Linked DNA regions of Homo sapiens: region 2 is linked to region 1. Evidence: chromatin contacts called from ENCODE Hi-C data. All regions are on one chromosome and are shown on one strand. The core of a region is the stretch at or near the end of the contact, and the rest is flanking DNA. Distances in the headings are between cores, read along the strand shown. Region 1 holds the start of TNFSF15 (TNF superfamily member 15). Region 2 overlaps DELEC1 (deleted in esophageal cancer 1).

Evidence for each region. A loop is a pair of places that touch in the nucleus more often than their neighbours do. Pooled maps may share reads with other maps.
Region 2: a pooled map shows a loop between it and region 1 (6-fold over the local background). The contact joins the enhancer-like site here to the promoter of TNFSF15 in region 1. A Hi-C loop is called at or near these places in 6 of 37 single-sample maps with no recorded cell type and 6 of 50 pooled maps.

Annotation. Positions count from the first base shown.
Region 1 is chr9:114,804,556-114,807,746 of GRCh38, forward strand. It overlaps TNFSF15 (TNF superfamily member 15), which reads right to left and starts at 1,484. Exons shown (of 4, transcript NM_005118.4): 1 at 1,248-1,484. The coding sequence starts at 1,457.
Region 2 is chr9:115,205,473-115,208,663 of GRCh38, forward strand. All of the region lies in intron 1 of DELEC1 (deleted in esophageal cancer 1), which reads left to right. Among named protein-coding and RNA genes, the nearest start is that of DELEC1, 65 kb to the left of the region's middle. Within about 2 kb of position 1,754, at least 2 of the 41 ENCODE cell types and tissues checked have a DNase peak (open chromatin) inside an H3K27ac peak, as active enhancers do.

The DNA of each region.
Region 1 (3,191 bases), core at 234-2,733:
GGGACAGAGTCCCAGAGCACCAACTGGGCGCTGCAGTTTGACTTCCAGCAGAAACTGGCCCCTTGGTGGTCAAAGGGTCAAAGTCTGACTTCCCATGACCTGCGGTTCTTCTTTAACATAAACAGCATTTCCGGTTTGTCTGCATATTTCTACATTTTATGAGCAATGGCATCTGGCCATGAACGCTGCTGCCTGAATCACAGTCTGTTTGTTGACCCTGATGGGGCAGCGAGAATTACAGATTTTCCATGGCTTACTTGTGGTGTCTATGCTTTGAAACTGGCCAGGATTGCTTAGAGGCTAGGTTTCCAGTTAAACCCATTGAAAACCCATTTTTTTCCCTTTGCAATTTAATACTTTGAACTGAAATGAAATCAGCCACCATAGATTATGAAGGGACATTTTTAAAAAGGATATTACTGGAAAGACTCATTCCTTAGGTTTTGAGGTACATCTTTGTTGTTCCCAGCCAAGAATTATGTTTTCTTCTTGACACCTATCGCTGCCCCTACCATTGTTCTCCCTAGACTTCATATTCTTTTTCTGACTAGGCTTCTCCCAGGCCTCAGCAAGACCTTAGAGATAGACAACCAGGCAGGAGGTTCTTTCTTAAGCTCTAAAAAGAGAAAAAGTTCTAAACCCAAGAAAAAGAGTGGGTAAAGAAATTATAGCATCCACATATAGGAATGTGTATCTATAGCATCATGTTGTTGTGAATTCATTAGCATATAAATAAAATCATAATATATTAGCAGACTCAGAATAATCTCGTCTCATTAAAAAATCCGTTTTATATCTGGCATATAATTCTGTACAGAATTATATATCCCAAACTGTTAACAGTGGTCAGCTATAAGAGTTATGGGTAATGATGACTTTCTTCCTCTCCTTATCTGTATTTTCTAACTTTTTTCAATGACCGTGTTAGTTATGTAATTTTAAGTTTTTTTCTTAAATAAAAAGAATCTTCCCAAATTACCAGTATACTATGATTATAATTATCTAAAAAATATGAGGCTGAAGGTTATCCCCACAGTAAAAGAAGGGACTGTTCATTCCCTAGAAATATTGAGAATAAACACCAAATTGAACCTCTCCACCCCTCCCACTCTACATTTCCTCTGCATGTAGAAACAAGAAATGTGATACATCAAGAAACTCTATCCTCTGTCCAGAGCTGAAATAGTTGCCACTCACTGCAGAGAGTCCACTGCTCCTCCCCAAGGTCAGAGTGCCATGTGGCTTACCTGGAACTGCACACAGGCCTCTCCCTGGGCCCGGAGCTGGCTGACAAGCAGGTATGTGGTGAGTCCTGCAAGGAAGGGGAGCAACACCAGGCAGCAGGTGAGAGCCCAGCGTGCGCTGCTGCTCCTGGCCTTGGGCCTGCAGCTGCCGTGCTCTGGCAGCATTTCCACACTGGCTGTTTCCCCAAAGCTCAGTCCCAGATCCTCGGCCATGCTCCTGCTGCTCCTGGAGGCACCTCTGACTCCTGGGCAGAGAGAGCCCCCATTAAATAGAAGACCAGCTCTCACAGTGGGTGACTTAATCACTCAGTCTCCTCCTTCCCTTTTCCTCTCCCCTCCCCTCTTCAAGAGCACACTGTGGCCCTACCCTGCTAGAGAATGCACCGCCTACAACAGAAACCAAGTTTGGTTTGAGGAAAAAAAAAAAAAAAAAAAAAAGAAGAAGAAGGAGAAGAAGAAAGCTTTCCCAAGCATATTTATATACAGTATGCTCATGTGCTCCTTCCTTCGTTTACAGAAGGAAGTTAGGAAAGTCCCTGAAGGAGGAGAGAAAGAATTCATCAAGTCAGTGGGTGGGGCAAATTAAAATATACCTGTTCCCTGCACTGGAGGCTTACCAGCTGTGCCAGTCTGGGGAGTGTGCTTCTGGAAGTGAAAGTGAGGGATGAGAGGTGTGTGGTTTGCAGATTGGGAAACGGAAATCACATTTGCATCAGCTCTTTGCAAAGTGCTGCCTAGCCCTCTGTCATTTTGAACCTCATAGAAATTCATTCTCAGTGTACAGATGGGAATAGCAAAGTTCTAAAAGGTGAAGGCACTTGTCCTAGGTCATCCAAGGATGAAGACAGAGGAGCTAGGAAGATGACCTAGTTCTAAATCACGGCTTGGAGTTGTAACCTCTAGCACATGACTGCCCATGAAAGGAAAGTATTTCCAGTCTGCATTGACCATTGTTTAATCAGAGTATGAGGCCACAGATCGAGGTGACTGTCTGTGAGGGTAGAACATTAACCACTACTCCCTGATTAGTCTAAAGTTAATTGATCATGTGATGTGCTTTGCCTGCAGTTGGGTGTGGGGGCCACAACATGTAATAAAAGATTATATTTATTAAGTGCTTACTTTGTGCCAATCACTGCTCTAAGTTAAATACATCAATAAAATTATTCAATCCTGAGATAAATTTTGTGACAATAAAGCTATCATTCTCATTTTACACATAAGAAAATAAAGCACAGACGGCAAGTGGTAGAGCCAGGATTGGGACTCAGGCAGGCTGGCTGCTGGCTTCTTCACCATCACACTTCACCATAGGTACTGCTGGATCATGCATGTTCATAAATACCTGCACTGTCTTTACCCAGGAGTGGGTAAGACCCTGCAGTGAGGGGGTTGAGGGGGCTTCCTGGAGAAAGAGGTGGTGTTGGAACTCGGCCTTAGAGCTCAGGGAGGGTTGATCTCAGAGGAAAGTAAAGGACCCTGGGAAAAGATGGGTTCTAGAAATAATAGGAAAGTTTAAGGAATGGCCTGTGATGTACGGCAGAAACCAGTTTTACTAGCGCCTCCATCCAGTTGCTACTTCTGGTTATGTCACAGCCTGGACTCTTCAGGCTACTTGGAAAGGCCTTTCATGGCTTGGTCCCTGCTCACTGTCACCCGTCCCCAGTGTCCAGCCTCAACTTTTACTACTTTCCCAAGCTGCAGTTCCCTGGATACACTATTGACTAGCTGTACTGTTGCAAAATGGAAGTGTCCAGTCCTCTTCCTTCATATCACTATGCTCCTATGCTCATTCTAGCAAAGGATGATTTTCATGTCCCATGGCTACTCATTCTTGGTTTAACAAATCTATTAAAAAATGTCTTTGAGACTAACCTAAATCTCTGCTATTGTAACTTAACCTTTCTTTTCTATGCTCCTGTTCCTTAATTGTGTGTAGAAACCATT
Region 2 (3,191 bases), core at 504-3,003, 400 kb after region 1:
TTGTGTCCTCAAATAGCCAGATCAGATTTTTTATTCTGATTTTCTATAGAGCTAAGATAGGTAAGAGGAAGTTTCTATCCATTTCATTCTGGTTAGCTGAGTTAACATGTTTTGTCTGTTAAATATTCATGGAATTAGGATAAGAACATGAGTTTTAGAACCAAGAAAAATGGGAATGAAAAACTCAGCTCTGGTACTAATCCCAGGTTGTCTGGTTTGTGAGTTAGTCCTGATCATCACCACACCATATGGCATCCTCTGGCTCTTGGTTTACTTTTCCCTCTTCCTTAAGCTGTTCATTTTCAAGTAACATGGGGAAAGTCACACCAGTCTTACTGAGTATCCCTAAAAAATGGAGGCAGAAGAATGGACTTGATGATAGAAAAATTTATTCTTGGGCACTAAGCGTGCTCAGCTGGCTATGTCTACCTCCATACCTCCCCTTTAATATTTTTCTCCTGGCCCAACAAGTATGTCCAGGGCCCTATAAAGGAAATAATCCAGCATATGTCTAATGTTGGCTCACCCAGTCCTCATCAGCTTTGAGCCATCTCACTTTGCTTCTAATATTCCTAAAGCCCCTCTTCTTCAGAGTCCCTACTCCTCTATTTTACTCAGTTTCTCTTGATTCTATATCATGGCTTCATTCTTCTCTACAGTGTTTCTAGGAATACGAAAGAGTAGGGATGTTGTCTGAAAACTCCAAGGTTGAGATATAACATACTGTTTAATAACAGAGATGCTGAAATCAAACTGGTATGAATTTACATCTTTCCCTTACTACTATTAATTCTGGACCTTAAGTAAGTTGTGTACCTTTTTCAAGTTTCCTCATCTGTAAGAAGGAGGACAATAATAATTCCTATCTTGTATGTTATTGTCAGAATTTAATGAGTTAACAAATATATGTAATATATATGTTTTATATATATATACACATTTTGGTTTAGTGTTTGGCATATAGTTAAGTACAAAATAAATATTAGCTATTGATATTAATTTTGGGGTTGGAGGTCAAGAAATAAGGCTGGAAAGTTGGGAGGCTCCATTGTGAAGAGTGACTTAATGATTAAGAAGCTGGATTTTGGGCAAGAAAAAAGAGGGGCTTTGGACAGGAGAGTGCATTCATTTTCTATTGCTGCCGCACAACATGAAACTTAGTGGTCTGAAACAACACAGACTCACAGTTCTGGAGATCAGATGTGTAACATGGTAGGCAGATTGCATTCCTCTGGTTTTGGGGAAGCCGTACCTTTCTCAGCTTCTAGAGGTTCTCCATATTCCCTGGCTGGTGGCCAAGCATATTCCGAATTCTGCTTCCGTTGCCACATCTTCGTGTCTGCCTGACTCTACTGTGTCTCTCTCACAAGAACTTTTGTCCCAGATAGTCCAGGACTATCTCCCCATCTCAAGATCCTTAATTTAATTACATTGGCAAAGTCCCTTTTGCCATGTAAAGTAACAAATTTGCAAGTTCTGGGGATTAGAATTTGGGCTTTGATGGAGGACATTTCAGCCTACCACAGAAAGTAACATGGCTGTCTGGGGATTTTCCAGGATAGCTTGTGAGATTAGAGTTAGGAAGGCCAGTTAAGATGCTGTTGTGAGAATGTGAGAATGCTGTTGTGAGAATGTTGTGGGGAATGTGAATGTAAGCATTAGGGGCAATCAGGACACTGGGGAGGAATGGCTGCTGAAGAACTAAAATCACCAAGACTTGGCTAATGAGATTAGGAGAAGGGCTTCTTTCTAGATTTCTAGCTGCAGGGACTTTCAGCTAGGGGATGGTGGTGTCAGCAGGAGCTGGCAAATACCAGGGGAGGTGACCGACACATTGACTAAGGCTTTCTGAGAAATCTTGCTTCCTGTAGCCTGCAGCCATTCGTTATAAAACACAGAGAGCAGTCTGGCCCAGAACAGAGTTTCCCACATTTCACTCATTCTTAACAACTTTTTCCAAACCTGTCTTTTTAATGTTTCAATTTCTGAATATTTTTCTTTAAATAGACTCCAGTAAAAGTAGCTTCATCCTAAACAATTAGTTTCACAAAACCACAACTCTGATATGCCTGGATATTTGGATGCACATACTATTCATACATACTCATTAAAATGGAAATGTATTTTTCCATGCACCAGCTAAAATTATTTCTCAAACCATCAGTGCTAAGCAAACCACATATATGCAAATGTCGGGGAAATGACAAAAACACAGACTGAGAGATTCAAACCTAGACTTGAGTGTATCACTTGAGTCCCTGGACTTTTATTTCCTCATATGTGAAATAAAGATAATGTCTAACTTATAATAACTTAGTTAGATAATTAGTGTATGGAAAATGCAAGGTGCCATATCTTATAACAGGAACCCAGCCTATTATATGCATTTATATTGTTGAATCTTGTGATGTTTTTTCCTTATATATTAAATAAGTCAGTCTTTTCATAAGACCTGTCAGTTAATTTTGATAAACACACTAGGGAATTCATCGTCTTTGCAGTCTAGGTGGCAAAGCAATTTTACTTACTGTTTTTTATTACCTCATGAGTCTTCTTTACTTCCAGGGTACTTCTTTACTTCCAGAGGAGGTATGGAGGTATGGAGGTAGACATAGCCAGCTGAGCACACTTAGTGACCAAGAATAAATTCTTCTATCGTCAAGTCCATTCTCCTGCCTCCACTTTTTAGGGATACTCAATAAGACTGATGTGACTTTCCCCATGTTACTTGAAAATGAACAGTTTAAGGAAGAGGGAAAAGTAAACCAAGAGCCAGAGGATCAAGTGACCACGAGGGGCTTAGGGAAGGCATTCATTCCTGTTGACTGTGCTAGGAGAACCCTGGGTCAGGAGATGCTGGACTCCTGGGGTAGAAAACCTAGTTCTTTTCAAAGATTTAAAGTAAAGTTTTGAGGTGGAAAGCCCTACTGTTTTCTGGACTATATTAGAATCATTCCTCTCCTCATGGCTGTGGATCATATTGCTTATAAAATACCAGCCTCGTGACCCATTTGAGAACATCACTGAAGGTCCACAAGATAGGAACAAATGGGTTTTAAAAAACACCCCAGGGTCTCTCCCTACTGAATCCCTACCCAGTCTAACAGAATTAGACTCAAAGCAGCATTTGCAGAAGATAGCCCTCTTTGCATGAGCTTTCCAATGATACATCTGGTTTTCCTTTTGAAAAA